3 separate regions of the Mus musculus genome follow, and regions 1 and 3 are each linked to region 2. A link is a loop called in an ENCODE intact Hi-C map of the cell type or tissue named here. Cell type or tissue: left cerebral cortex. All regions are shown on one strand. Links, peaks and the distances in the headings refer to the core of each region. The heading gives the core; the rest is flanking DNA. Region 1 holds the start of Elp4 (elongator acetyltransferase complex subunit 4). Region 2 holds the start of Dnajc24 (DnaJ heat shock protein family (Hsp40) member C24). Region 3 overlaps Pax6os1 (paired box 6 opposite strand 1).

Evidence for each region. Peaks named below come from ENCODE experiments on the same cell type or tissue, not always from the same donor. Only the 100,000 strongest peaks of a DNase experiment are listed, where the experiment ranks them.
Region 1: it touches region 2 in a loop (2.7-fold over the local background); 10 of 42 quality-filtered maps call a loop at or near these places.
Region 3: a loop joins it to region 2, with 2.1 times the contacts of the local background. A loop is called at or near these places in 2 of 42 quality-filtered maps.

What each region holds. Positions count from the first base shown.
Region 1 is chr2:105,901,418-105,911,906 of GRCm38, forward strand. Elp4 (elongator acetyltransferase complex subunit 4) reads right to left here and starts at 3,147. Exons shown (of 10, transcript NM_023876.4): 1 at 2,852-3,147. The coding sequence starts at 3,071. Immp1l (IMP1 inner mitochondrial membrane peptidase-like (S. cerevisiae)) reads left to right here and starts at 3,221. Exons shown (of 7, transcript NM_028260.2): 1 at 3,221-3,313; 2 at 6,907-7,012. In left cerebral cortex, for the core only: a CTCF peak has its summit at 7,106 (motif pointing left); DNase peaks (open chromatin) are centred at 3,163, 3,650 and 7,103; H3K4me3 peaks cover 1,832 bases; H3K27ac peaks cover 942 bases.
Region 2 is chr2:105,997,591-106,008,226 of GRCm38, forward strand. Dnajc24 (DnaJ heat shock protein family (Hsp40) member C24) reads right to left here and starts at 5,959. Exons shown (of 5, transcript NM_026992.3): 1 at 5,504-5,959; 2 at 4,339-4,485. The coding sequence starts at 4,446. In left cerebral cortex, for the core only: a CTCF peak has its summit at 5,630; a DNase peak (open chromatin) is centred at 5,699; H3K4me3 peaks cover 1,644 bases; H3K27ac peaks cover 827 bases.
Region 3 is chr2:105,611,747-105,622,382 of GRCm38, forward strand. The region is part of intron 1 of Pax6os1 (paired box 6 opposite strand 1); the gene reads right to left. It overlaps Gm35946 (a long non-coding RNA gene), which reads left to right. Exons shown (of 5, transcript XR_866617.2): 1 at 1-269; 2 at 4,122-4,289; 3 at 5,037-5,205; 4 at 5,750-5,885; 5 at 8,518-8,736. Among named protein-coding and RNA genes, the nearest start is that of Gm35946, 5.6 kb to the left of the region's middle. In left cerebral cortex, for the core only: a CTCF peak has its summit at 4,823; a DNase peak (open chromatin) is centred at 4,731.

The DNA.
Region 1 (10,489 bases), core at 1-8,000, 98 kb before region 2:
ACATCCAAACATTTTAGTGAAAAACAAATATAAACTTTTTGCTTCAGGAGACATATAGGACAAGAAATCAAGTTACAAAATGTCATTAGCGTCTTAATGTTCAAGTTAACAACTGAAATACATCTACCCAGTAATAATAAATAATATATTTATTATTCCAAATATAGTAGCTCCAATTATTACAACTATCTGGATCTCTATATACTTTGCAAATCAATTGCAATAATGCAAAACATACAACATTTCAGCAATTGCTACTATTTTAATTTTCTTAGTGAACACTAATTTTTACCATGTTAGACTCAAATACTAAACTCCTCCACTCTTCAAGCATCTCTGCAAATTTCAAAATGATTGTTCAAGCACACGTCTCCATAGAAACACAGGTGAAAAGGTGCCCTCAGTTCTTTTTGGCAGGTGTGAAAAGACTATAGTTAAATATTTAATCTTAAATTCAGTAAACTATCAAAACTCCCTGAAAATAGTTCTTGAAAATTAGCAATAGCCCTGGTGTAAGTTCTGAGATGATTAAATATGAAGCTAAACACGAGCTCTGGTGGTCTAGAGTTTGGGGACTATTCATAGCATTAAATTTCTGAATCAATTTTTGGAGCTCAAATGCCAAACTCCACTTTTCATACTTCACTATTTCCTGTTTAGGCTTTTTTCTTCTTCTTTCAATCAAGACCTTATTAAGAACTTACTGAGTGCCAGGCTCCGGTCTAGGCACATTTTACTATTTGTAATGAGGAAATGAAGGTACAATACTGAAAATGCAGTCCTTCTGCTTGAGGAGTTTGATTACTATCAACTGAATTAAGGCACCTACCTCTATTTAATTAAGAATATAGACATTTAAGAGGTAGAAAAGATAGGTCAGACTGTTAGGAAAGATCTGCTGTCACTAAATCTTGCAGATTAGTTTCTTTCTGGGTGAGAGTTCACTAAAACTAGCAAACTTTTCTAAGCTTTGGGTTCAAAACTAGGATAACTGAGGCCAAACAGGAAAAAAAGTGAAATACACATTTACCTACTATGCATTTTGCATCATGTTTCCAGTATCATACAACTGAGTGGGTTTGAAACAATTATGTCAAACTACTTTAAATTTATGTAGAAAACAATCAAGGTACATTTAGGACAAGAAATCATAGAATCAAGAAACCATGCTGTTCCTGATGCGCTCCCTGTCTTGTGACTTTCCTTTTTGCTAAACTTACTTGAAAAGCCTGGAGCAGAACCCAGAGAAAATGTCAAGTGAAGAACAAGAATAAGCAATGGTAAATGCAATATATTATACAAATGCACCAAGTTTAAAGGAAATATAATAAACACTATAAAAAAGGGTTACAAAATGTAAACACACGTTTCCATGAAGCAGCAGTCAGACAGAAATGCAGCCTGTCCTACTAACTTAACTAATCAATCCTTTCAACAAATCAGTTCTATGAAACAAGTATATTCTTCAGTAGGCTTTGCATTAAAGATTCCAGAGATGCTGGGCGGTGATGGCGCACGCCTTTAATCCCAGCACTTGGGAGGCAGAGGCAGGTGGATTTCTGAGTTCGAGGCCAGCCTGGTCTACAAAGTGAGTTCCAGGACAGCCAGGGCTACATAGAGAAACCCTGTCTCGACCCCCCCCCCCAAAAAAAAAAACCAAACCAAACCAAACAACCAACCAAACAAACAAAAAAAACCCAAAAAATTCCAGAGATGATAAGAACATATTTAAGAAACTCGGGTGGCAGGGGTCCATCCCATAATCAGCCACCAAAACCAGACACTATTGCATATGCCAGCAAGATTTTGCTGAAAGGACCCTAATATAGTTGTCTCCTCTGAGGTTATGCCAGTGCCTGGCAAATACAGAAGTGGATACTCACAGTCATCAATTGGATGGAACACAGGGCCCCCAATGGAGGAGCTAGAGAAAGTACCCAAGGAGCTGAAGGGGTCTGCAACCCTATAGGTGGAACAGCAATATGAACTAATCAGTACCCTGAGAGCTCGTGTCTCTAGCTGCATATGTAGCAGAAGATGGCCTAGTCGGCCATCACTGGAAAGAGAGGCCCATTGGACTTGCAAACTTTATATGCCCCAGTACAGGGGAATGCCAGGGCCATGAAGTGGGAGTGGGTGGGTAGGAGGGCAGGGCGGGGATAAGGGCATAGGGGACTTTTGGGATAGCATTTGAAATGTAAATGAAGAAAATATCTAATAAAAAAAATTAAAAAAAAAAAAAAGAAACTCGGGTGGGGTGTAGAACTATCTGAATACCAAGGACTGTCATTTCTTTGAGTCAACAGGCATCTTTAACATCCACTCTTTAGAACCATACCGCTCTACTATTTAAGATGAGTAGCCAGGCTGTGGGAAAGAGGGCAATACTTTCAACTTTTTCTAAAGGAACCCTTCTTTAAAACTCTAAAAAGTTTTGTGGGTTAGTCCCAGCTTTAAGCTACCCGGGGTTGGAAGGAAGGAGTCCTAAGACACCAGCAGAGGATCCTACAAGCCAATTCCTTTCCATATGTGTTTCTTTTTCAGTAGTAATCATTTTAGGGTAATGGCATGTAGGGAGTCCATGGTCATCTAGAAATGAGGTGCTGAACAGAGAAGAGTAAGGAGTCTGGGTCTTAAGGCGGGCTTAGTGCACACCTCTTGACATCTCCATGCAAGTTTCCTCCCAGTCTTCCTCTGTCAGGGCAGGTCATCCTAACCATGCTTATGAAGAAGAGAGGGAAAAAGGAAATGGGTGCGTGGGGCCGGGCCAAGCACAGGGGTGATGGGCTGCCCAGGAGTCCCTCCCCCAAGTTTCTCCTGGAACGCGCCCACATATTTATTCTGAACCGACCTAAGAGCTGGTCCAGGGCTGGGAGCCCGGTTGACACCAGCAGTTGTCCATTCCGCACCGACGGTCGCGTGCCAGCAATGGACAGCAGCCGAGGGCCCCCTCCGGGGCCCCCAGAGGCCTTGCCCTTCCTCTGGAAACTAGAGGTGCCGCCCTGACCCGCCTCGGACGCCACAGACCGGGAGCTGAGGGTACCCGCGCCGCAAGTGTCTGCCGCCGCCATCTTGAAGCTCCTACGATGACCCAATCGGAACTCTGGGAACTGGAGCGGGGGGCCTGTCAGAGCTAGCCCCAAAGTCCCGCCTACACGCCATTGGCAGCCAATAGAACTGAGATTTCCTTGCAGGTCAACCAATCGCAAGGCCTATTGCTGAAAAGTGCGGTGCGTAAAGCTGGAGGGGTGTACGCGGCCCTGGTCCGTCTGAGTCCTGGCCGAGGAACTTCTGTTGGTGTTTGGGGCCGCAGGTGGGTACCGTCCTTCGGCATTCTTGATTTGCGAGTGCCTACGTTCACGAGTTAAAAGGAAAGGAAAGAGAAGCGATTCGCCCCCAGGGCTTCTAAAGCCACTGCGAGTTGGCGCTCTCCCCTGCTGTTTAGCAGAGAGACGCCTCTTTTTGCCTCTCTCACCTCTTGGGTCTCTAAGGAAAGTTATTCCCCATCCCTACCACCCCCACCACTACCTCTCCTCGAAACCTTGATTTCCCGAATGGTTGAGCTGTCTGGACAGGAGTAACTGTGACTTCAGTGGCTGGTGAGCTCTTGGGCTTAAGGCAGTGAGAACCCAGGGTTAGGTGGGTTGGGTTAAGGTAGACTTTACTTAGAAACTTCCGTTTATGAACTTCGAGACCATTGGGCTTTCTTCCCCCACTCTCACAGACTATACCTTTCTGACAAGTCCCCGTGAGCAGCTTTTCTTAATTTTAATTAGTGTTTCTGGAAATCTCGGAGGGTCTTTCCTAAGCAGTGTGAATGGCAAGTGTTACTCTGACAACCTTGTTCACACATTTAATTGTCACTTCTCCAAAGCAGCTGCAAATAACGGAAACTACTTGAAGTTTCTCTCCCCTAAATCTGAGTGGAATTAGATGTATTTGTACCTTATTTTTCTAGTAATTTGAATCTGAATGGAGAGGGTTCCTACTACACTATGAGTTTTATTTGTGGTAGAAAAAAAACCATGTAATTCAGACCTGATTTTTTTTTTCATATGTGAACTGGAGGAGGAATTGGTTAAGTGATTTCTAGAAGACATCCAAGATAAGCAATGTTTGAACGGAAAAAGAGACCTAAGTCAATACTTGTGTCACTTAATTACTGCTGACAGTGATGGGTGATACATGATATATGGATTGATTGATTGATTCATTCATTCATTCATTCATTTATTTTGAGACAGGATCTCTCTATGTAGCCCTGTTGGTATATAACTCACAGAAGTCTGCCTGCCTTTGCCTGAGACTTACAGGTGAATGCCACCACAACACCTTTACTTACGGTTTTTTCTTTCCATTCCCTCTTTCCCTTCCTCCTTCCCACCCTTTCTTTTTTCCTGCATCATATTTGGGCTTGGGCAGGAGACTATAATCCCAAACAGTTGGAAAAGGAGAATCAGATATTCAGAGTTAGCATCAGCAAAACAAATAATAATTAAAAAAACTTCAAACAAATATAAGAGAATCATATGGGGGGGCAACAAAGTTTGTGGTTTAGCAGCACATCAACCAGAGAGATTTGATAAAGGTTGCTTGTTTTCATTTCAGATATGTCACACTGGTGACAGTAGGTACAGCACATGCCTTTATATTTTTAAGGCACTCAGATAACTGCTAAGCACTTGCTTTCTGCTTAAACCCAGTCTTGTAATTTTTATACAATCTTATAATTTTATTAAAATGGTGGATTCCTTCTCTAATAGCAAATAAAGAATTCCTATCCTAGTTCCCAGTCTTTGTAGTTTAGATGTCAAACTCCTTTTAGGCAGATAATATACTTTGTTTCTTTTGATTATCCTTTATTATTCTCCATAAAAACCCAACACCAGTTAGAGTCACAGTAGGAAATATGACAATTACTGTATATTTGTGTTTGGTCTTAAGTGGATAGCTCTGAGACCAAATAGTAAGTAATTTAGGTTTGGCAGACAATAAAATCTCTTGAATCTTCTCATCTCTTCCATGAGTAAACCATGAGACTGGCATTAATGGTTGAGCACAGCTTTGCTAGAAGCTGAAATTTAATTTCAAATACTTTTTATATGTTACATCATGGTCTTCCTTTTCCTTTGAGCCATTTAAAAGTGCCAGTTATGTGGCACTTCTTTGTGTTGCCCCACAGAAGTAAGTGGCAGCTGGAGGGTTACACAGCTGTCAGCCTGTGTGGTGGACTCTTCTATCTTTCTCTGTTCTATATACTTTATATTCTAAAACCCTTCAAGGTCTTAGTATGGTCATGCTCCTCACTGTCTCCAGTGTTTATTTATATTAGTTTAAAAAATACTATTGTTTGAGAGCAATTTTTGAAGAAATATTACTAAAGTTGTCCTTTTGAAGCAGACTCTGCTGTAGGCATGATCCTGGGGAGAGAAGACCACACAGTCTCTTTTAAGGCTACACCCCACATCCTATTGCCAAAATCTACAAGAACTTCCTAGGACTGCCATGACGAACTGACATAAACTTGGCTGTTTGCAGAAAATGTACTTTTTCAGAACATCAGAGGTACAAACTATCATCAGGATGACCTGAGTCCCACCCCTACGACCCACGTGGTAGGAGAGAACCAATGTGAACAAGCTGTCCTCTCACTTCTCTTGCCATAGATGCTATGACAGGCACTCCTTTCCCAATAAATATATGTTTCATAGTACACCAGTACACTTCATGTTAATAATAGTACTAGCAAGTGCTAAATAGATGAGTTTCTTTCTTTCAAAGTTTATATTGCAAATTGTTAAGGATATTGTTTGTGTGCATGGCACATTAGTAATAACAAAGTCCTATTGACTTAAAAAAGTTTGTTGCCTAATGTGTACATTAGTATTAGTATATTAGTATATATTAAAATAGTAGTGGCCTTTAACTGATTGAAACAAGAGTGAAATGAAATTTAGGTGATTAAATATTGACTCTAAAATGTTTAGGGAGGGCTCAGATGCTTACATAACTAATAAAATACTTACATGAGGGTATATAAGTGTATTTGAGACTTGCAATACAATGCGATTCAGATTAGCTATAGTGCCTGCAAATAGAATAAATATATTTAAGCAGATAAAATCCCTCTAAATTATATGTATTTGAAGTTGGATAATTATCTTATTTGTTGTAAACTCTGAAAAGCCATATATGTAAACACATACAAAGCAAACTTTGACATTTCACATAGGAATAGAGACAAAATAATTTGTCTTTTAAGTCATAAGAACTGATATAGAATTATTATAGCTAACTGCATCATAGGTTTTAAAACTAAAATATTTTGCCTTTCAATTGGTCATGATTTTTTTTCACAACAGCATTATAAACTATTTAGTACTGTATTTCAATTTTATGATTAGCCATACATGGTGGCTCAGTGTCTTTAATCCCAGTACTCTGGGGGCAAAAAAAAAAAAAAAATCTCTGAGTTTGAGGCCAGTACAGTCTACAAAGCAAATTCCAGGACACTGGGGACTACATAGATTATGTAGGGAGACCCTGTCTCAAAAAAGAAAAACAAAACAACAAAAACAAAAAACATTAGATATGCATACTGACCTGGAAAAGCAAAAGAGTGGATGGCTGCCTTATCAACTCCCATAACTCTGACCGCAGAGCTTCTTAGCTTTTCATGTAACCTGTCTTCTAACTCCTTCCTTAAATTCTCTTTTGGATAAAAGACTTTAATAGTCCCATTTAATAAAGGTCCAATGGTATTGAATATCCAAATTCAAGACTCCTGCTGCCCCACCAAAAGGAAGACACAACTCACTGAGAAATATCTGCTCCTACTTTACAATAACTTAGCCCAGCACTGGACAGAGACGCTTTCACATTCACAATTTGGATTTACTGCTTTAGGAATCGGAAGCCATGGATGACCCATGCACGCTTTGAGACCTCCGTCAGATCTGGGGTTTCCTGGAAACCTACCATAAAGTTGAACAAATTGTAGAACAGACTTATGGTAAGTAGAATTTTTAGAATTCAAACACCCCTTGATTTCCTTTATGGGTTTCGTATTCAAGTTAAGTCCTTGGCTGTTGTAAGGCTGCTCCCTGCTGGACACAATGTGACTTTCTAAAGAGCACTAAAGGCACTAAATAGGTGAGCAAAGAACTGCTCTGTGCCCCACCCCCTTGGTGGGGGCGGGGACATTGTTATAGTCACAAAAGTGCTAGACTGTTGCCACCAGGTTAATAATCTACTGAAGTCTTATGGGAGGACGATCTTCTCTTGTTTCCTTATTTATTGGTTGTTTCTTGTTTAGTTGTGTCTAAAAGTTATAAAAATATATATTCAGAGATACCTGTCAGTATTGACCTTAAATGACTTCCTCAATTGTATATCCTTTGTGTGTGTGTGCAAGTGCAAGTCAGTATACTGTTATAGCAATGATAGTTGTAACAATTTTACTTCCATATGCTATTGGAGAGAAAATGATTTGTGTCTACACAATACCATTTCCCAGCAGTTGAAACTACTTCAGTGTAATTTAAATTAGATCATATTGGATCAATTTTGAATGAGCAACTTGTGTTTTATATTTTAAAGTACTGGTAATTAAACATTACTTGGTGTCTACCCTGTTCCAGCCACCATGTTTGCTCGAACATATGGAGTATACCTACACAGAGTGACAGTAGGTCAGACTTCAAATATTTTATCTGCAGCTAAGCTATCACAGACCCTTATCATATATGTATACAAAGTCCTAAAGTTGATTTAAAGTTTGATTTCTTCTCTAATATTAGAGAAGAAAGAAACTGTCTTCTTACCTTCAAGCCAAAATTTTTTGAGGAGTACAATCTGCACAAAATTATCTGGTTATAATCTGGGATTTTTAATGTAAGTGTACACTTTTTGTTTGAAAAGAAAAAAGAGGCAGAAATAACATTCAATACATAAGTGAAAGTGGAGCAGAATAATTGAACTTATATTCTTTCAAGGTCTCCTGTATTTTTATAGCTGTTGTAAAACATGTCTCCTATATTTTTATAGTTGTTGTAAAACATGTGAAGTCCATACTTAATTGGAATTATGAAGAATTAGTCATAGTAATAGTTCTTTGTTATTAAAATATTACTATAATAATTAGTACTGCAGACCAAGAATGTAAATTGATGTTAACAAGAGAATGTGCCTTTTTCTTTTTCAGCAAGAATGTAATATCACAGATAATACATAGGTTAAACTTTGCATTGTGTAATATAAGGTTATAAACATAGGCAAAGCTGGGCGGTGGTGGCACACACCTTTAATCCCAGCACTTGGGCGACAGAGACAGGCGGATTTCTAAGTTCGAGGCCAGCCTGGTCTACAAAGTGAGTTCCAGGACAGTCAGGGCTTTACAGAAAATCCCTGTCTCGAAAAACCAACAAAATAAAACAAAACAAAATGAAACAAAAACAAAACAAAACAAAAACACAGGCAAATATGAGGTAATTGTGTGATACCTGTACAGCAGTCCCAAGCCACCATATCCTCATAGCATCACTTGCACTCCCCAGCACTAATGCTGTTCTTTCTCTCTTATCTCTCCTCTCCCCTCTTTTCTCTCCCTCTACATCTCCTTAGTGATGGGAGTCTAACTATTGATAGTTTCACATTCCTGGACTCATTAGCTATAATTTACCGTGTCTGGCTTAGTCTTTCTTTTCTTTAGCGGTAATAAATAATCTACCTTTTGTTGTAACTACTTAAATTATGTTTGTATAATTTTTAATTTTCATGTGTACTCCTAAGCAATGTGTTTATATTTTGCCTCTTTTTCTTATAAAATAGTATCTATTTTCTTATTTCACTCACATTTTGTTTTTTAAAAACTTTGTATTGATTCTTTGTGAGTTTCACATCATGCATCCCATCCCAATTATCTCCACATTCCTTCACATCAACCCTCAGCCCTTACAGCTTCCCCCCAAAAGAAAGAAAGAAACAAACAAACAAAAACCAAAACATCTCATTGGGGAAGCTGTAGTGTGTCACAGAGTATACACTTTTGTTCACACATCTTGTAAATGCTCATTGCAAGGAGTCATTGGTCTGGTTTGAGGCCTCTAGCTTCTGCTATGCTGGATCCTCACTGGGACTCCTCCTGGCTGTCATGTTGTTGCCCTGTATAATGGAGATCCTACAGCTTTGGATCTACAGGACCAGCCCCTTCACAGGCTCATGCAGTTCATAGATGGGGTAGATGTTGGACTGGGCCACCCGAAAGCTTTGAATCTGAGCCTGGGTGGTAGCTGAGTCAGCCTGCCAGCTCTCCTGCACCCACACCACTGGGGCAAACTCCAACACTGCCCTGGCTTGCTCACCCAATGGTACATCCTACAAGGGGCGGGGCCTACTTTCTTGCTCTCACATCTTCAGGCCTGCTTACCTGCATCCAAGCCAACAGGGTCACCGGTATTCATTGCAGCCCTTGAGGGGTGGGGCCAGCTGTGTTGCAACCCTTGGACATCAACATGGTCTCAGGCAGCAGCCCAGATCAGAGACATCCTCATGGCCTTTGGTGGTGATATGAGCCACAGACTTCAATACAGACACCTGCTGTTGTATGGCTGGGAACCCAGACATGGCCATCAGATGCAACACAGGCCCAGACTTCACCATGACCTCAGGTGACGGGGCAGGCTATTTGCATCAGGCTGTTCACTCCATCCTTGTACCTCCAGTTCTGCCTCTCTTTATATAGTGCTCAGACCCTTCTGCTTCTCTTTCTCTCTCATCTCTCCACCACGTACTTGCACATAGTAGTGGCTCCCACTACAGGCAGACCTCTGGGTGTCTCCCACCTACCTGTGCCTCCTAGTGTGATAGCAGGTGGGCCTCTGGGTCAACATTGTGATTTAAAGGATCATCCATGAAGTGTGTTACATTCTTCATTCTTTCACATTATCCCCTTGCTGTGACTACAAATTGAGATATTCTACATTTGGAATTTATCTGGAGTGTCTACTCTAAGGGAATTATTAAAAGTCATTGCAGTGAGAATTTTTGAAAATTCCTGGTTACAGTCACTTTTTTTAAATGTAGACGTGGATGGCTTAATGTTTTTTTTTTTTTTCAAACCATGTGACCAGCATGCAGATACAAAGAAAGACATTTTGTAATCATTATATAAGATCACTCTATGGCACATGCTGGTCACTTTCTCCTTCTTCCACAAGGATAACCACTTACCTGATTTCATTGTGGGGGTTACTTTAGTTATGTATTATATATATTATATTTTACACATGTGTTATAATTATACACATACGTATGTATTATAATATACACATATTGATAATTATACTGTATAGCTTTTGTTTCTACTTTTCTTTGCTCAGTATTGTGAGATTTAACCTTATTACAGCTAGTTATAGTTTATTTTCATTGTTATATCCTAGTATATGGACAATAACTGTTAATTCATCATTAGTACATATTTGGGGAGGTT
Region 2 (10,636 bases), core at 1,760-9,759:
GCCCAGAACAAAGCAAGTTGTCTGTGTGAAACTTTAACAAGATTAACTGGTTCCCCAGTACCCTTCCTCATCACAAGGCCAGGTATCCACTCTCTCCAACAAAGTAGAAAACTAGAATTTTACTGTGTACATAAAGACTAATGAGGATCTAAACTCAGGAATACTAGTCACTGTGTTAGGGGTTAGGATAAATGCTGTACTAAAAAACAAAAAGGAAGGAAGGAGGGAAGAAGAAAGGGAGGGAAACAGAGTACTAGGAAACCAAGTTACCAAGTCATCAGCAGGTATTTAAGAATTCCTTTCTGGGGAGCCAAATGCTAAAAAGGAAATGTTGTTGAATGGCGTCATTGACCTCACTGAAGGAACACCTCTGGTCACGTACACAAAAATTAACAATGAGCCCTACTGTTTCACTCTTACATATGATCACGATCCATCAATTACATAAAGAAGCCTTTGGGTTTTTGCTTTGGTTATTTTTGGGTTTTTGTTGTTGTTGTTGTTGTTTGGTTGGTTGGTTTTTCAAGACAGGGTTTCTCTGTGTAGCCCTGGCTGTCCTGGAACTCACTTTGTAGACCAGGCTGGCCTCGAACTCAGAAATCCGCCTGCCTCTGCCTCCCCAGTGCTGGGATTAAAGAAGTGTGCCACCACGCCCAGCTAGAAGCCTTTGTAATAAAAAGTATTGTGGGGGAAAACCCAGAACTTGAAGGAAGATAAAGAAAACTTTAATTAATTTTTTAAAAGATATTGTGTTGCTGAAATAATAGAAAGAAACCTCTCAAAAATAATTAAATAAGACAGAAAATAAAAATGAAAAAATAAAAAAGCAAAAACTTGGTGACATAGGTATTAAAATATAAATTTGCCTACATTTATTGAATATTTATCTGTATGCCTACAACATTCCAGAGATTGTTTGTAACAGGAGATACCTCAGAAAAATATTATGCCCTGGAATACAAGAAAAGACAATGAATGAAAGGTGAATGTGAGCTAAGCTAGACCAAGGCTGCTGATCAGGTCCTGATTTAAACTTAGAGACTTGTGTACTGGAAGGGGGTGCTATTAACTATGCCAGAATAACAGGCACAAACCAGAACTCCTCTGGGGAAACTAGGATTTGGCCATCTTAGCAATAAACCAAAATGATGTTTTATAATTGATTGAAGCTTTCAGCAAGGGAGATGTTAGTGCTGCTCCTGGACAATGGTGATTGCAGTCGAGAAGGGGCAGACCTTCTGATGGAAGAGAGGAACTTGAAAAATGTAGTAGAGCCATCTTTGGTGAACAGTTTTCCCACAGAATTCAGAGATGGAATCAGCTGACAGAAGTCGGGTTAACCAGATGAGAGAGAAAGATGGAACATTCCAATTCAGATAGGAATACTCCAGAAAGAAAGCCAGATGTCTTCAGTACCATTACTTCTAGACTATTGGTAAAACCACAGAGGAACACATCAACTCATAATTCTTCCTTTACTTTTGTAAAATAGAGAGCTGAAGAATAAAAGAGCTGAGGCTTCCACAAAGCCTACTGAACTAGCACAATCTCTATATTAAAAATTATAAATACTGATGAGATAAATTAAAAATTATTTAAGTGTGTAGGTGAAAGACTATAATGTATTCATATAATCAAAGGCATTGCTAATAAGGTATCTATTTTGCTAGAATGGATATATATTAATAAAATTTTATAAAGACTCAGCCAAAACTGTTTTTGTTAGAATCTTACAAGTTGTGCGAGCAAGTGCTAACAAGATGGTTCAGTAGGTTTTAAAAGTATTCACCACCACACCCAAGGACCTGAGTTTCATCTCAAAGACCCACATGACCCAACTCTCTCATGTTGTTTTCTGATCTACACACACACACACACACACACACGCACACACACGCACACGCACATGCATACAGGCAGACACATGCACACGCATGCATACACACTCTTTAAAAAAGAATGTAAGCAAACAAAAACACACTCAAGAAGAATGATAGAATTTCAAATAATACCTAGAACTAGACCCGCACTGCCAGCACAGGCTACTGGAGAAAGAGTATGTTTTCAGCAAAGGATGTCAGAGGGACTGAATCTCCATACTGAGAAAAATTAAAGATTTAACCACTGATCCTGGTCTACATAAAAGGCACATGTCTATCAGTAAAACAAACTATAAAGTTTCTAGAAGACACAGGAGAATATTTTCATGACATTAGAGAAGACATGCAAAGCAGTAAACATAAAACAACAAAGCCAAAATGTATATTATGTAATAAAAACAAAAAAATTTCTATACTAGAAATATAGAAATATATTTCTAGTATATATTTCTATATTTCTAGTATATAAAAATATATATGTATATGTATATGTGTTTGTATATATATATATATATATATATATATATAAAACTTAGTAGTAGACAGACAAAAATTAGACCCACTATATTGTTAATGTGCATATAAAGTGGACATCCACTTTAGTCTTGACAAGTAGGACCACACAGAGCCTTCTCATTGCTTAATTAAAAGACAACATGGAAGAACTTCCAGGTCTAGCCAGTCAATTCTCTAGCATTATCTTACAATTAACTAAAGTACAAGAATGATTTAGTATAAGGAAAATTTTCAACAATATGTACTTGATGTTTCTGATCTTAAAAGTTCCAAGGCAGAAGGTACCAAAAGTTCCCTTACTCTCTATTCCCTAAGATTGAGATTTCAGATGGCAAGATACCTTTTCCAATAAACAGAGCTTGGGCAAAGTACCAGAGATCATATTTGACATAAACTAGACCAACAATGCTGTGCAAATATTGATTCTTTATCTTTTCTTTGTAAAGTGAAGTAAGTGGAGACTATTACAAGGTAACTGATCCTGTCTTAGGAACATCATAGTATCGCTGGATACATTAATGCAAGCAATTAAAAAGTTCTAGATAATTTATATACCACAATAATTATCACTGAAAAACATTTTCTAAAGGCTTATATTATCACTATACAACAGAACTATAATCTAGACTATTAAATAAATGCTGCACATACATGTTAAACACAAGCAATATTAAAAACATTTTGATATTATAAATGCCAGAATGGACGGGAAGAGATGAGCACAAAGTCCCACCTCTACCTGAGGAGATACTGGCATCTGATAACTGCAGTCAGAAATGTCAGTTTTCTTTGAAGGTCTGACTCTTAGCAGGTGGACCACACATGAGGGCAGTCCACACACCCAAGAGTATCTGGGCAACACAAACTGGACTCAGTGGGTTGGGGAAGTAGGGAAGGGAACTCAAATTTGGGTTGGTAAGGGAGGTGGAATTATATCCGGGATAAGGGAAATAGAGATGATCAAAATTGTATGAAGCTCTCAAAGACTAAATATATTACTTAAAATTTTAATATTACTGTAAAACAGGCACATGCATTCTGTTCATCAGCCAGAACATAAAAAGTATTATCATTCTAATATATAATCAGTGTAAAAAATTTTAATTTCTATGTTCTTAGTTTTACCAAATTATCAAAATCCAGAGAACAGTCTATATAACACATTACAACTTTTCTTTTTTTTTTTAATATTTTTTATTATTACGTATTTTCCTCAATTACATTTAGAATGCTATCCCAAAAGTCCCCCATACCCTCCCCCCCACTTCCCTACCTACCCATTCCCATTTTTTGGCCCTGGCATTCCCCTGTACTGGGGCATATAAAGTTTGCATGTCTAATGGGCCTCTCTTTCCAGTGATGGCCTACTAGGCCATCTTTTGATACATATGCAGCTAGAGTCAAGAGCTCCGGGGTACTGGTTAGTTCATAATGTTGTTGCACCTACAGGGTTGCAGATCTCTTTAGCTCCTTGGATACTTTCTCTAGCTCCTCCATTGGGGGCCCTGTGCTCTATCCAATAGCTGACTGTGAGCATCTACTTATGTGTTTGCTAGGCCCCGGCCTACAATTTTACACATAGAATATTACACATTTCAAGTGCTCACTAGTATGGTCGTGGACAGTGGATTTCAACACTTATTAAGTAAAAACGGTTTTAGAGACCCAACATGGATTATTTCAGTCAAAATTATCTGAGACGAATAGAGAAAAGTAATCCAGGTTCTGAGAGTGAGAGAGTCAGGGGATTCTAACTCAGTCACTACCATGCTATCCCACACCTAGTCAAAATCCTTTTCCTCTACTACAAAAATGTTCAAATGAACAAACAAATATCTAGATTCCTATTGATGGAAATGTTTTGAAGCTTAAATTTCTGGTCGCACTGAAAAACAAAAAAAACTGTTTTCCCCACCATGATTTCAAATCTGAAAAGACTTACCAGTAATATGAGTTTCTGATATTTTTGTTTTAGGTCTGACATATTTGCAGATGGGTCTGCACCCAGAATGCTGTACCAATCCTTTTTGAGTGTCTGCTCCAAAGCCATCAGCGTCCTTTGACCTAGAAGGGAGCCTTCTCTGATGACCTGCAGCAGAAATGTTACAGCAATTCATTACAACCAGAATAAAGAAATATTCCTCCTAGATTCCTTACTACTTGAGTAAATTGCAAGCCCAAGAAAGTCTATATTTCCATTTTAAATGTCCCATAAATGCCATGTACAAGGATACAAGGATATAAAGATACTGAAAACCTATTAAATATTTCATGGAATATGCATATCACCTAAATAAATTTACAATGTTATAAAAAGAAATTGATAATGAGCCTGGGTGATGGATAGGCTTCTAAGAAGCGCTGACACCATTGCATACACTAGCAAGACTTTGCTGAAAGGACCCTGATATAGCTGTCACACAGAAGTGGATGCTCACAGTCAGCTATTGGATGGATCACAGGGCCCCCAATGGAGGAGCTAGAGAAAGTACCCAAGGAGCTAAAGGGGTCTGCAACCCTATAGGTGAAACAACAATATGAACTAATCAGTACCCCCCGAAGCTCTTGTCTCTAGCTGCATATGTATCAGAAGATGGCCTAGTCGGCCATCAGTGGAAAGAGAGGGCCCATTGGTCTTGCAAACTTTGTACAGGGGAACGCTAGAGCCAAGAAGTGGGAGTGGGTGGGTAGGAGAGTGTGTGTGGGGGGGGAGAGGGGTATGGGGAACTTTGGGGATAGCATTGGAAATGTAAATGAAGAAAATACCTAATTAAAATTTTAAAAAGGTATTTCTTATCTAATGGCAAAACTGGCATACAGGTGCTCACTAAACACACAGGAGCTTAATAAGTATGTATGAAACGAACAGATAAAAGGAATGGAATACCAAAGAAATGTTAAGGACATACATAGTTCCTGAATTTCCCTGGTTCGCTTCTTTCTTCTAGAGTAAAAATAAAGACGCACAAAATGACAGCACCGCACGGGCTCGGGGAAAGGGGAGTCCTCTTGCTGGGGCAAAGATCCTCACAGCCCATAAAGACGTTGCTCCCGAAGCTATGCACTCCAGGATGCCACAGTCCTCCAGACTTTAGAAACCAACTCACCCTGAAGCAGCCGCAGCTTGGCGGACACGCGGCGTCCACAGGCAGGCGTCCGCCCCACCGAGGCTGTCCCTGCTGATGCCTTCCCCTGGCTCCACACAGCGTCAGACTTATGGCGCTTCACTTTGGAGCAGGAGTCCACTTGCTGCGGCAGCCGGACGGAAAGCGGAACCCACTTTCTTTTCCGCCGGAAGTTGGAGTACAGCGGGAGTACGTTTCCAGTCGCGCCCTAGTTGTTGGTGCACATTACTGAAAGGCCCCGCCTCCAGTCCAGACGCGGCCGCTATGGTAACGCGTCGGGATTTCTGAGGTTTTGTCAACAGTGAGAGGTACGCAGAGAAATGCCTTTCCTCAATTTGCTCTAATTCTTCCTTTGCCCCGACACCACGATTGTTGCATCCCTCTACATCTCCTAAGGTGCACCTTCATCCTAGGTTCCTCTTACTTTACCTTGAGCAACTCCGGTCCTATTTGTTTATACTGGGGACGGGCAGTTGGTGATAAGGATGAGGATGGCTAACAAATTATGCCTAATAATTTCCGTTAAACCTGAACAACTGACTTAAAATATTTTTTAACTGCAAATCCTTTCCCATTTTCTATCTCTTTGTCGCTTTCGCTTCATCCCAGTGAGACAGCTGCGGAAGATGTTGCTAGAACTATTTTGTAGATGAGGAAACAAATCAAGGACAAAGGCCGGGTATATAATTATCCAGGTGTAGAAACAGCGTTCTTAACAGAATGAACTGTGCTGTTGTGTTCTGTCTCTCTCTCTCTCTCTCTCTCTCTCTCTCTCTCTCTCTCTCCCCCCCCCCCCCCCATTGTATCTGGAGATGAGAATCATCTTAGTTTTGAGACCTTAATATGATCTCCCTTGGCAATACAAAGTAGTTTTGGTGTTGCTACTTTCTTAGATGTACTTTCCCTTTTGTCTTATTTCTTCCAAATATCAATTCAAGAAGCACCAAAGATAAAATTAGGTAGGAAATATTCTAATAGGATAAATTATTTACTGTAATGAGCATTGCATGACGTAAGGAAAAACTGCAGAATGATACAGTTGACTTTAAAATCTAAATATAAAAGCACAGATTGGGTTCTCCAATGGATAGATTTTGTCATGTTTAAAGCAAAGACCATTATACAGTGGCAGGATCTAGCTTCATTCCTGGGCTTAGAAAACTATGTGTGTGAGCCTACCAAAATGCATAGTGAGTATTGTGAATCTCTCCCTGTACAATATTATAAGAAAGCCCCCATATACCTTACCTAGCCCTCAAATAATCCTTCTTGACCCTTGTCTGTATACAGAAATATGTTCAAGAAGTCCAATTTTGAGAACAAAAGTTTTGATATACTATTCCATCAGGTTATTGTGTAATTTATTTTCTTTAGCCAGTTTGTTTGATGTTTTTTCATATGAACTCACAAATGCTTTTCATTCTCATCTCCAAGAATTCTAGCATTGTGCACTAAATGAGATGAACTTTTTGCTTTATCTCCAAGGTGTCCTTGGTCAACCTAAGCTGTCAATATTTAATTGATATCATCCAATAAATACATTCTCTTTAACTTTCTCTGTTTCAAAGATGTCTTATCGGTGGTTTGCTTGGGTATGTATTCAGACACTTGAAACATTGAGTCTGGTGGTTCTGTTTCTGAAAATATATTTGGTAAAACTCACTTCTTCACAAACAACTTATTGCTGTTGTTGTGTTTAGTTCATTGAAAAAAAAAACAGATGGCTTGTCTTATAATCCAAATAATTAACATTTGAATAAACTCCTCAAGATGGCTCTGACATGGATCACTAATCATTAATTTCCATTTTAGAACAACATCATTCAATAGAAATATAGCAAACCCCAAATTCAAGCTCTATGTGAGACTTTGAAAATATTATATTTGACATCCAGAATAGTTTCATTATAAAATGGAATAATGTAAATTAGCACCTCTCAGTCTGGACTACCTATTTTCAGTTTCAATAGCCTCATATCATTAATAGCTACAACATTGAGCAAAGCAGGTTTAGAGAATGAAGTCATAACTCTTTTCCAATTGCATTGATTTTTACTGTCCATGCATTTCTATGTGTGGGTATGCCACAGAATGTGCTAGAGGTCAGAGTACAACTTATGGGCATCAGCTTTCTCCTTCTACCATGTGGGACCTGAGGACTGAACTCAGCTTGTCAGAATTGGTAGCACTTGTTTTACGTTCTGAGTTATATCTGCCTCCTAAAGTCCTAGCATTTTATTCTGGCATTAATTTACCTTCTATAGTAGTTGAATCATTAGACAGTACTTCTTTCAACTTCTATGGCAAGTTGTATAAAATACTCATTTGTAATCTTCCAATTCCGTGATGTATTATTGTCTCTAGAGGTATGTATTGAAACTGTTTCCCCCGTGGAATTGCCAGCCTTCTGGAGGAAGAAACCTTTCTTATTTGACAAGCTAAGCACTGGAAGCTGACTTGCTTCACATTTCAAGTTTGAGTGATGGGTTTCTAATCTGGACAAGGTCATACTCCAGGGACAGAGACCCAAGGCCTAGTGGACTAGGGGATGAGAAGATTAAAAGGGTAGGAAATCTGATGTCAGGAGGTCTTGCACAAACTATGTCTTATACCAGTCAATCTTATTAAGAAGTACAGTATCTTATATATGGTTTTAAGGGAGATGGGACACACTTAGCAGAAAGCTATCATACAATAGGATGAAGTCAGCAGGAAGCTTAACAAACAATATTGCACAAAGGGGACAGGCTATCTCAAGTGAATCACAAGGACCTTGGGGCTGATAACCACCGCCTTTTTTCTGGGTGGGGTTAGTTGATTTCTCAGGAAAACCTCTGGTCCTCTAAGACCATGTCTCCATGTTATTACTGGCTCTGCCAAGCATATTCATGGTTTTAGACAAGGAAGGATCTTCCTTATCCACAATCAGGGCCTAAAGAAAGAGGTCCCAAGACCCTGGTTCCAAACCATTACTTGCTCTGCCAAGCATGTTCCTAGATTTAGTTCCTCCTCAGGCCTGGAGAAAACCTTGCATCAGCTTGGTTTCAACAAGCTTCTAAAATAGGTTTGTTTCTTACTAACTTATATTCAGAAGCAAACTTACCCATCACAAACATAAATATAAACCATTGGGTTGGAATGATGGTTCAGTGCTTAAGATGTAGCCTACTAAAGAAAACACTGTACTCATTTAGAGTACTTAGAAGAGGAATTTGTCGCAAATGAGGAATATCGAATGGCTGAGAAACACCTAAAGAAATGTTCAACATCAGGGAAATGCAAATCAAAACAACCCTGAGATTCTGCCTCACATCAGTCAAAATGGCTAAGTTCAAAAACTCAGGTGACAGCAGATGCTGGCGAGAATGTGGAGAAAGAGGAACATTCCTCCATTGTTGGTGAGATTGCAATCTGGTTCAACCACTCTGGAAATCAGTCTGGCAGTTCCTTAGAAAATTGGACACAGTATTACCTGAGGACCCAGCTATACCACTCCTGGGCATATATGCAAAATATTCTCCAAGATATAACAAAGATACATGCTCCACTATGTTCATAGCAGCCTTATTTATGATAGCCAGAAGCTGAAAAGAAACCAGATGTCCTTCAACAGAGGAATGGATACAGAAAATATGATATGTTTACACAATGGAGTATTACTCAGCTATTAAAAACGATGAATTCATGAAATACTTAGGCAAATGGATAGAACTAGAAAATGTCACCCTGAGTGAGGTAACCCAATCACAAAAGAACTCACATAATATGCACTCACTGATAAGTGGATATTAGCCCAGGAACTTAGAATACCCAAGATAAAATTTGCAAAACACATGAAACTCAAGAAGAAGGAATACCAAAGTGTGGATACTTTGTCCCTCCTTAGAATGGGGAATAAAATACCCATGTAAGTAGTTACAGAGACAAAGCTTGGAGATGAGACAGAAGGAAGGACCATGCAGAGACTGCCCCATTCGGGGATCCATACCATAATCAACCACCCAACGCAGACACAATTCCCTATGCCAGCAAGATTTTGCCGAAAAGGCCATGATATAGCTGACTCTAGTGAGGCTATGCCAGTGCCTGGCAAATACAGAAGTGGAGCTCACAGTCATCTATTGGATGAAACACATGGCCCCCAAAGGAGGAGCTAGAGAAAGTACCCAAGGAGCTTAAGGGTTCTGTAACCTTATAGGAAGAACAGCAATATGAACTAACCAGTACCCCCTGAGCTCCTGCCTCTAGCTGCATATGTAGCAGAAGATGGCCTAATTGGCCATCATTGGGAGGAGAGGCCCTTGGTCTCACAAAAATTATATGCCTGGTATTACAGGGTAATACCAGGGCCAGGGAGTGGGAGTGGGTGGGTTGGAGAGCAGGGTTGGGAGAGGGCATAAGGGATTTTGGGATAGCATTTGAATTGTAAATGAAGAAAATATCTAATACAAAATTGTTAAAAATAAAAAAAGAACACACATGGTATGCACTCACTGATAAGTAGATATTAGCCCCAAATCTCTGAATACCCAAGATACAATTCCCAGACCACATGAAGCTCAAGAAGAAAAACCAAAGTGTGGATGTTTCAGTCCTTCTGAGAAAGGGGAGCAAAACATTCATGGGAGCAAATACAGAGACAAAGTGTGGAGCAGAGACTGAAGGAAAGGGCATCCAGAGACTGCCCCACCTGGGGATTTATCCAATATACAGTCACCCTTTTGTGGATACCAAGAAATGCTTCCTGAAAGGAGCCTGATATAGCTGTCTCCTGAGAGGCCCTGCCAGAGTCTTACAAATACACAGGTAGATGCTTGCAGCCAACCATTGGACTGAGTGTGGGGTCCCCAATGGAGGAGTTAGAGAAAGGACTGAATAAGCTGAAAGGGGTTGCAACCTCATAGGAAGAACATCAATATCAACTAACCAGACCTCCCCCCCAGAGCTCCCAGGGACTAAGCCACCAGCCAAGGAGTACACATGGATCCAGCTGCATATGAAGCAGAGGATAGCCTTGTCAGGCATCAATGGGAGGAGAGGTGCTTGGTCCTATGAAGGCTTGATAGATGCTCTAGTTAGTGTAAGGGAATCTAGGGCAGGGAGGTGTGAGTGGGT
Region 3 (10,636 bases), core at 1,543-9,542, 390 kb before region 2:
CTAGCTTGTCTCCTTCCTCCCTTGGCTCCAGCTAGGAAAGAGATCTTAGCACCAACAGACACCTCTCTCTCTCTCTCTCTCTCTCTCTCTCTCTCTCTCTCTCTCTCTCTCCACCAGTTCCCTAGCTCTCTCGGCCCCCAATTTTCTAACCCCCGGCAGTTGTACAGACAAACCATCGCTGCCACCACCACCCCAACCCACCCCCAGCAGCAGCAGCAGCAGCAGCAGCAGCAGCAGCAGCAGCAGCAGCAGCAACAGCTCTACATGTAGTGAGTATTGTGACTCTGGCTTTACATTTGCCTTGACTCAGGCCCTGGTGCAGGGACAAATTGGACGCAGAGTGTAAATGTTACCACTTTGGCTCCTCCTCAAGAGGCGCTAAGCACAGATGTTTGCAGGGGCAAGCAGGGCCCTGTAAGAATGGGGGCATTGTGTGCGGCCTCACACAAAGGCGCAGTGGCCCCACTCGGCTGCCAGCCTCCCGAGCATCCCCTCTTTACGCATTGATTTATTAGGCTAGGGATGAATGAAAACGTAATTAATATTACTGAAGCATTAGAGTCTATTTAATTTAAATGCCACTGAATATTTCACTTTCAGCTGGGAGTGACAATGTGCTCGGGCCCGGCTGGTGAAAGCCGGGGCCATCTGTTACCCCGGTGAGGGAAAGAGACAGAGGAGGCCTAGAGTGTGGGGGCTTTGTGGACATTCCAAAGGTCCTCGATCATCATTCAACTCAAGGGCAGCCAAACCGCATTCCTCTGCACGAGCCCTCCGCTGGAGGGGCCTCAGTGACCAGCGGGGAAGCTACGGAAAACCAGGAGCCCTGCGCTGCCCACTGGGAGGCAGGAAACTGTGGGGTAGAAAAGCCACAGGTGCAGGCTCCTGAGGAATTGCTGCCTTCGGGAAAACCGCAGTTAAGCAGGTACTGTCCTACAAAGGAAGCAGCAAGCTCCGTGTGGCTCTTTCCATCAAAACCCAATACAACGAAAAAGTCAATCAGCCCTCAGCGATCGTTATGCTCTATAGCCACATGTGGCTAAAAATACTGCCTGGATAAGTGAGTAGATGGTCATTTCCACCGTCACAGAAAGTTCTGGACCACATTGTTCTAGTACTACCATAGTTACAGGGACAGTCGCCCCAGAAAAATCCTCCGGAAGAATCCTGATTGGATTGATGCTTAGGTTGTTTGAGCCTCCGGGGATCTTGTACTGATCAAGAGCAGTGCTGAGAAGTCATGAGAGTTCAAAGCCAACTGCAGCCATTGCCCTTGAACCAATCAATTACTGTAAAGTCCAATCACCACTCAGTCTCTTTCATAAGTAAGAGAGTGATTATAACAAAACCAATTATGTTATTGAAAAGTTAATTACAAATGCATCCAAAAGCTATATAGGAGCTACTTTTGTGGCAGGGTCTAAAAGGAAGAATTAATTTGGACTAAGGAGAGCTATTGCCTTAGTGTGTCTAAGCAGAAGGAACATGTAGGTTTTGAATTCAAGAGAATAAATCTCCAGGTAGCCAGCTGGGCCTAGATCCTGACTTCCTGGGTCGGAGGAGGCTGGGGGATCCCGAGCAAGTGCTTGGTGCAGCCACAGCAGGAAGAGCAGGAGGGGGGGGGGGGGTGTTCTGTCCTTAGTGGGATGATAATTAGCCCAGTGGGTTCTCTCATAATTGGGATCATTTGTTCTCCTGGCCTTTCCTCTGACAAACTGATTCCACGCCAGGGGAAAGCCGTGTGACTCACACCTTGCCATGCCAATTAGCTGATAAACATCAAACATAAACAAAGATGGCCTAATTAAAACTAGTCACTGAACCTCTGTGAGCATCTTGTCAAAACTGCACCAACTCTCTGCACCCAGGCTTTCGCAGATCTCCGGGGCTAAATGAGAGACTCTGGGAGGATCTGCAGATGTCTAGATGATCCAGAGGGACTAAGGGAGGCAGCAGAAGGCAAAGGAAGGCTTTAGCTCAGCCACTTGGGTTTTCTCTCCTCTCTACCTTCTCCGGCTACCCCTTCATGTTCACCAAGTATCTCCACATATACATGGGGCATGTCCACACTGCACTTCTGCATGGAGGAATACATTCCAAGGTTTGGTTTTGTCTCCATGAATGGTGTCTGGTGGGACATCTTTTTTATACTTTTGAATATATCTAATCCTGAAGTTCTCAGATCTACCAGTAGACTCCATGATTCAATATACCTCCTGAAAGGAGATCAGGGGACTCACCCAATTTCCCACCCAATACTGTGGTAAGACTCAAGTGAGCTTACCCCACCTAGGTACATACCCTTCACCCTATCCTTTGATTCTTTCTCCTTATCACTGGCCTACACTGAAGTCCTAGCTCCTGGAACTTATCTGGTAGCTCCTCAGACATGCTTAGACTGCATCAGTAGGCAGCATTTTATTTCCCTCTACAGGAAATAACTTCAGCAGCTCGTTGAAACTTCAACTCTTAAACCCTGGCTCAAATCTCAATGGAGGGTTTTCCACCACCCCCATCTCTACCTCTTACAATCAGAAACATAACCCCATAGGCTATTCCTTCAGTGTATCTTGTATATCTGTTTAACCACTATGCAGTAATGCCTAAGCACCGACTTCATAGATGACTGTGTGGCAGGCATTCATACCTGATCCTCAAGAATTCAAACTATGGCAGGACAGAAGCCAGACTTGCAGGTTATTTTATGCCTTTGCAAGTTCATGGGTGCTTAGTTGAAAGCTTAACTTTTCCCCTTCCCTGCTCCCAGATTACAATCCCCATAGAGGGTAGGCACTTTGTCTTCATCCCATGGTTTTGTGAGGGAATATAAAGGCAATCAAATCAATGACTAAGTTCTAAGCAACTCTCCCCCTAACATCAGTGTTGGTTGTTTTCCTTCCCTCTGTCCCCCTAAGCACCATGGTCTTTCCAAACTTACTTCCCTTGGACACTCGAAGACTCAGACACTGCCCATTTTTCCATGAACCAGGCACCCACTGAGGGCCATTCCCTTCTTTTCTGGTGTAAATTCTCTTTGTGATTTTCATCCCATAAAACAGGTATTATAAGACACTAGCCAGGCGTTGTAGCACATGCCTTTAATCCCAGCATTTGGCAGGCAGATAGATCTCTGTGAGTTCAAGGCCAGCCTGGTCAACACAGTGAGTTCCAGGTCAGCCAGGGCTACATACATACAAGTGAGACCTTGTCCAAAAAAGAAAAAAAAAAGTTACCAGAACAAAACCAAAATCAAAACCCACAGGAAAGGGAAGCATGGATGTATCCAGCCGTCCCCAGTACTCTCTGCTCCTAGCCTTTCTGATAACGTTGGCTCCCAACTTTGCCACTTGCTTACCATGTGAGCTTTTAACAATTATTCCTTCCTTCAATTCCTTCTGCCTGAAACTTTTAAGGGATCAAAGTGCCATATTTGGTCCTAGATCCAGTACAAATTTCCAGACCCTCAATGCCTAGATTCTTTACCAGTCAAGTGACAGTAGTAATTATGCACACTGTTTTATTGTTTGTTCCTAGGATTAGCCAAGTTCACTCATGTCGAGCGTTTGTGTGTAGGGAAAGGACAACACCTGGTAGCAGTTCTTATTCATACTTTTGAGTGGTGACTTTTTTTTTTTTTTTTTTTTTTAAAGATTTATTTATTTATTATATGTAAGTACACTGTAGCTGTCTTCAGACACTCCAGAAGAGGGCGTCAGATCTTGTTACAGATGGTTGTGAGCCACCATGTGGTTGCTGGGATTTGAACTTCAGACCTTCGGAAGAGCAGTCGGGTGCTCTTACCCACTGAGCCATCTCACCAGCCCTGAGTGGTGACTTCTGTTGCCCGTAGGGTGACCTCATGCCAACTCATCAACAACAAGGCTGCTCCGCGAGTGGCTTGATGATGACTGAGCTGAGTCAGTCCACATTGTAGTCTATTAGTTTTCCCCAAGCTGTTTTTCGGACAGAGCTGGTTTCGCTGAGTCCTCTTAAAGCCAACAAAAGGATTAGCATTGCTCCTAGGTCCCAGAGAACTCCCAGGTAAACAGAGTGGCAGTGGTTCACTCTCAGTGTCCTTTCGGTGTGCCACTTTGAATGCGGAAATGCTCACTCCCTGACAGGATGCTGGCCCTGGCCTCTAACTTGCTGCCTACCACACAGAGCCACTTCCGCCTTCAGGAGAGTGCCTGAGAAAGAGGCTTTGTTTCCTGCCTGGTTCTCCAGGGACTGAGAACCACAGACTGCTGACCCAGGACATCACAGAATCCTCCGCACACCAGGAATTTGAGGTTGGTTTTGGCAATGGCCCTATTTCTAGAACAATCGTGGTGACAATGTTCGCTGTGGTGGAAGATCTGAAGCTGTGTAGACAGAAGCAGGCGGGCCACAGTTACAGGCCTTACTGTATCATTTACCAGCTGGTCACTCGGACCATCCATGTCTCTACTGCACAGTGACAATTAGCATCCCTTCGAGCACTGGGGAAAGGTCTCTGAATGTTTGGAAAGGTCGGAGACAGCTACCTTCACCTAGAGTCCTCCCTGCCTGGTTCTGGCCTGACAATGGATAGTGCTCCCATGCAGGAAAGTAGGAACCCAGGAGGTGGTGCCAAAGAGACACTGGCTGAAAAGCAGTCCTTTTTCCTGTCCCTGGAAGGCTCTGTCCCTCTTTAGATGCACAGACCTCATTCACAAGGAATTCAAAAGGAGAATCGAGGTTTCTGCGCAGGTGCGGGAGGTAATGCCACGTGGTGGAATGGAAGACGCCAGGAAGAGGATTAGCTCGAATTCGCCCCCACTCCCACCCGAGCCTCATTGTTTTCCAGACTCGGGTCCCTATTCAAATGCAAACACCAGGAGGCGCCTTTGCATTGTAGCCCAGAGCACTGGGTAAGATTGACAAGCAGCTGTTGGTTAGTCAGAATAAGTTAAAAGGAGTGGATACAGGAGGAAGGGACATAGGGGACTCTGGCCAAATGGGCCAGTAGCTGCTGGTGCGTTATATTCATTTTTGAACAGAGTTAGCTCTTCCCACAGGTGACGGTCTGCTCTCCAGCCTAGCTCTGGTGAAGGGTCAGGGATATAACATCCTCTAAACCCGAGCCAGCTGTCTGATGGAATTGAACTCTGCCCCTGAGTGGCCTGTACCAAGCCTCAACCTCTCTGAAAAGAAAACGAGAATAAGAACACCTTGCTACATAAAGTTGTAAGGATGACTATTCATAAGCACTTAAGCATATGTTTGCCTTCAATGTGTTGTTTGTTTGTTTGCTTTTTCTAGAAGTGTGTTCAGTTACACCCGCCAAGGACATGACTTCAAGTCTATTAAAAACCAGAGAATCTAATGCATAATAGTACCTGGCTCTGTTTCCTGGAGTGGAGAAGGGCCTGCACAAAAACTCATTGAATCCAAATAAAGTCTAGCTTAAACAATACTATTACCAATGTCAATTTGTTAGGGGTTTTGATAGGATCATCACTATGAAGGCCTTAAACTTTCTCTCAGTCCTTCTACATTAGTCCCCTGAGTAGTGAGGTCAGAGGTGTGTGCACAATCACGCCAGGTTGATTAGTTTTAATAACGTTCTGTGGAAAGGCTCGAGAGCAGGAGATAGTATGACACAGGTGCTTATGGGAAAGTGGTGGTGTGAAGCTTAATGGGTAACACTATTTTATTTAAATATTTTTATATATAATACATTATTGTTTAAGTGGTATTGTGTCACATGGACTAACAATGCTTCTCCTAGGAGCCATAGATTCCTTGACAAATAACCCAGAGCCATGAGAAGCATCCCTCTGTGTTGCTGGTCAGAGGACTTCAGGAGACCCCAAAACAAATATAGGCTATTGCCATCATACTTGGTTTTCTCTCAGAACTTGAAGGTAAGACCCTCTTCCTGAAAACAACACATATGGGACTTGAAGAAATAGAAGTGGAATTGACCTGGAGCCCATGTCCCTAAGGGCAAATCCTCCCTGAAGGGTAGTCCTCCTCCCAGAAGGGTAGTCCTCCTTCCTGAAGGCTAGACCTCCCCTTTGAAGGCTAGTCTTTCTCCCTGAAGGCTAGTCCTCCTCCCTAAGGCTAGTCCTCCTCCCTAAAGGCTAGTCCTCTTCCCTAAAGGCTAATCCTCCCTCTCCCTGAAGGCTAGTCTTCCTCCCTAAAGGCTAGTCCTTCTCCTCCCTAAGGGCTAGTCCTCTTCCTCCCTGAGGGCTAGTCCTCCTCCTTCCTGAGGGCTAGTCTTCCTCCTCCCTGAGGGCTAGTCCTCCTCCTTCCTGAGGGCTAGTCTTCCTCCTCCCTGAGGGCCAGTCCTCCTCCTCCTCCCTGAAGGCTAATCCTCCCTCTCTCTGAAGGCTAGTCCTCCTCCTCCTGAAGGCTAGTTCTCCCTCTCCCTGAAGGTTAGTCCTGCCTCTTCCTGAAGGTTAGTCCTCCCTCTCCCTGAGGGCTAATCCTCACAGTATTAGAAGGTGCTAACAGTAGTCAGGAATCCTGTCAAGATGTTAAATCTGTGAAGCACAGCAGTGACCAGTCCAGGAGTACACCCTGGTTCAAGTGGCGATTCTATCTCAGGGGTAACCAACAGCTATCGAGTTGGATTTAAGGTCCATTCAGTACAAGGGAACTCATGCTTAATACTTCAAAGCAGTCAACTACTCATGTCTGGAAAGCTCACAGATCCTAGAGGATCTACGATTCACTACTGCACTACTACTGACATTTTTCTAAATCAATATAGCATCGAACTGTATTCTAAACACTTATCTGTATATCCACAGGTAAATGCAACTCTTTCCCTTCATCAAGGAAGCCTCATTGGCAGCAGACAGAGACTACTTCAGAGATCCCCAACCAGTTCAAATGCAGCAAATGTGTGACCGTGAGGTGTACAGTCCCAGCTGATACATCTACAACACAACCCCTACACACAAGTTTCAGGGAACACTGTGAAAGAAGAGGCTGAAAGATCTTAAGAGCGAGAGGACCAGGGAGCTGGCTGTAAGACAGTATCTTCTAGACATAACATGAGTGCTGTACCCATGAAGTCTCAACAGTATGGTTGCCTAAACATGGCCTACATAGTGACCCTATAGTCAGCATGCCAATGGGAAATTAAACAAAGCCCCACCAGTAAATATAGAGCTACAGGCAGTCTATGGCTGTGGAGAGAGGGAAAATAAATTTTCTTCAGTGACAAGCCTCCTGATAGGTTATCCAAGCCCCAGTGGCTATCTCTAAACACATACACACACAGGAATTCAGTAGGTGGTGGTATACATACATATAGGGATATATATATATATATATATATACACACACACACACACATATACAGCAATAACATGGGCTTGAAAAGGGAGAAGAGATGTAATGTGGAGGAATGGAAATATTGTAAATACTGTGTGCTCATGTATGAAATTTATTTTAAAAATTAAAAAAACAAATCCAATGATTGTGAAAGATGTCAACATTAAAGGATAATTAAAAGGTAACATATATGGAATCATTGTGGTTTGAGGTAATATATGACATGCAACTTAAGTTAGTTCAAATATTAATATTCATTAGTGTCATTTATTATGACTCAAAATAAAGAAAAGGGCCAAAAATGGCAAACAGTTAGGAATTTTACAGTTATTGATGATATTCCAATTCAAAAGGCAGTAATTTTGCATAATAGTACTTATGGGCATTCATCAGTTAGAATACTCTTGGTTTTAACAGAAAACTATGATGCAACCATTTAAGTTAAACAATCAGTAATTTATTATAAAAAAGAAGAAAGGCAATCCTCACAACACCTGAAGCTACTGTGGCACTCACTGCTTGATGTGTTAGAATAGCAGCTCGAGTCTAAACGTAGCACACCAGACCAAAGCAGTTCCACGTGTAAGAGGTTTATTGGGAGAGAGGGGAGCAAGGTGATGGCAGAAAGAGAAGGGGGGGAAGAGAGAGAGAGATCAGGGAGGTTTGTCTTTATATATGAGTGATGATGTAACACAGGTAAAGGTGGGAGATGAGCTAAGTGGATTCTGGGAATATGGTAGCTGTTGCCTTGGCAACAGGTCTGCAGGTCCCGCCTATGTGATGTCATGGGTTTCAGAGATCCTGATAACAACACTGCTACCTCATGCACGAAAGACAACGTATGGTAAAGGAAGAGTGGCCATTCCAAACTACTGCCTTCTTAATTACTATTAGGAAACCCATTTCCTTGGGCTGGAGCAATGGCTCAGCAATCAGAGCACTAGCTTCACCTGCCAGAGAACCTGGCTTTGATCCCCAGAACCCACAGGACAGCACCCGACTGTATATGATTCCAGTTCTGGAGCTCCTGGGCCTCTTCGGGCCTCTTTGGGCACCAGGTGTGCACACCCGTTCATGCACGCAAAGTACCCATACACATAAAATAGTAATTAAAACATTATTTAAAAGAAATACATTTCTCTAAATCCATCCAATTCTTGTGTCACTTTGGCTAGAATTCTTTTGCATTTTTCCTCCTTATTCTGTTGCTAGCTAAAAGAAGAGACTATCCACAGCTAAGGCAAATTCTGTTTTGCCCAAGAGGCTGACGGTAGAGCCCACCTCTGGGAACAAGTTTCTACTGAAAAGAATGTGGACCAGCGACTTAAGACAGAGCCCTTGGCCGACAGGATGGAGTGTACCTGTGACCCCAGCACTCAGACGGTGGAGGCAAAAGGATCAGGAGGAGTTCAAGGCCAGTCTCAATGACATAGTAAGACCAGGCTGGGCTACATGAGATCCTGTGTTAATAAATAAATTAATTAATAACCAAGCAAACACACAAACCAAGCATCCATCAGGATAATAGCTACTGGATATGAAACCAACAATCTCTGTTGGCTGTAGTATATTATTGAGTGGTAAAAAAAAAATAAAATAAAATGTATTTAATTTTAAGCGTTCAATAGTTGATCCAGTTTCTGTAAAAGTAGTGACATGTTTACTTGTGTAGATGCATAGAGAAACGCCTGAAAGGGTGTTCTTCAAAAGTTATCAACGGTCACCGGTGCTGACACATTTTCAGGAAGATTTCACATTGTTTGTATTATGCTTAATTCTTTATGTTTGGTTGTTTTGGGTTATTTGCTTGGTGCATTTTGTTCTTACCTAGGTAATAATTATTTTCTGAAGATTTCTGTTTTATTTTAAACAGGAAAGATCTTTGTATGGAAAACTGTGGGAGCTGTTTTAGAGACGCCTGTGTAATAAAAAACTGGTGGGTTTTTAACTTGTATGTTTAATTTCTCAATCTTCTGTTTGTTTGCACCCTGGGTGTAAAGCATGTGCTGAAATACTTGACGAGCCTATTGAGTTGGTGGGGCTGTGTCGCTTCTACTTAAACCTGGATGGTTGTTTCAAACAATAGAGAGTGTCAGGAGCAGTGCTGTGACTGAGGCTAGGTCACAAGAGGTCACATAACTCCCATCTTGCTCCCTGGAACAGGTGTTTAGAAGCCCTGAAGTCTGCATGTAAGAAGTCTCCCTGCCTGAGACCATGTTGGAAAGAAACCCAAAGCCATGTGGAATAAACACACATGAACTACTTTAATCAACAGACTAGCCCTTTAGCAGTCTTGGGGAGAAACAAACAAACAAACAAACAAACAAACAAAAAAAAAAAAAAAAAAAAAACCCTTGAGTTCCCAACCCTTACCATTGGCTCTAGGCACTCATGTCTTCCTAGTTGAGGTCTCAAATAATTACAGAACAAAACAGGACAAAAACAAACCAGTCACCACTGCCCCACACAACACATGGGCATAACATGCCTGCTGCTGTTTTATGCCCTCAATCTGTGATCACTTGAGGACTACATCCGTAGCTGGAATGTTTTGTCCACGAGGTTGTTTTCAATGCCATTGACCTGTTCTCACAGGGACAGCCATGCAATACAAGGGTCATCCTTGAGTATGTCAGAAGAGCTCAAGGCCAGAAGATGGGGGAGTAGGAAAGCATTGGAAGCGACACACACACACACACACACACACACACACACACATACACACACACACATGTGCATGTGCACACACCACACAAAATGAGGGTCAGAGACATGTCAAAAGTCATAACCCAGACAGTAGTAGGACAAGAAGTGAAAGGTTTTATGTCTATTGTCAGAGTTAAGCAGGAAAGGGAGGCGTCTTGAAGCCAGGCAGTGTCAGAGCACACCTTTAATCCCTGCACTTAGGAGCAGAGACAGGCAGATATCTTCATTCGAGGTAGACTGGTCTATAGTGCAAGTTCCAGAAAAGCTAGGGCTACACACAGAGGAACCCTGTCTAGAAAAAACAAAAACAAACAAACAAAAACACCTTGAGAAATGGTTAGGGATAGCACCAAGGGCAGGGACACCAGGCTCACGGAAGTCAGAATTAGAATAGTTTCTATCCATCAGCCTGTGACATCAGACAAGTGGCTCAAATTTCCTCCAGACTAAAACCCTCTTGGTCTTTTGTTCCTGTGCTCCCAGGAGCTGCTGCTGCCTGTTGTCTTCCTGCATCACTCAAGTCTTAGGCCACGTGTGGCCAGACAGTGCCAAACGCCATGTGCAGTTTCTACTAATATACACTGCTTTTGCATCACCAGACAGTAAAACAGACAATGAAATCCAC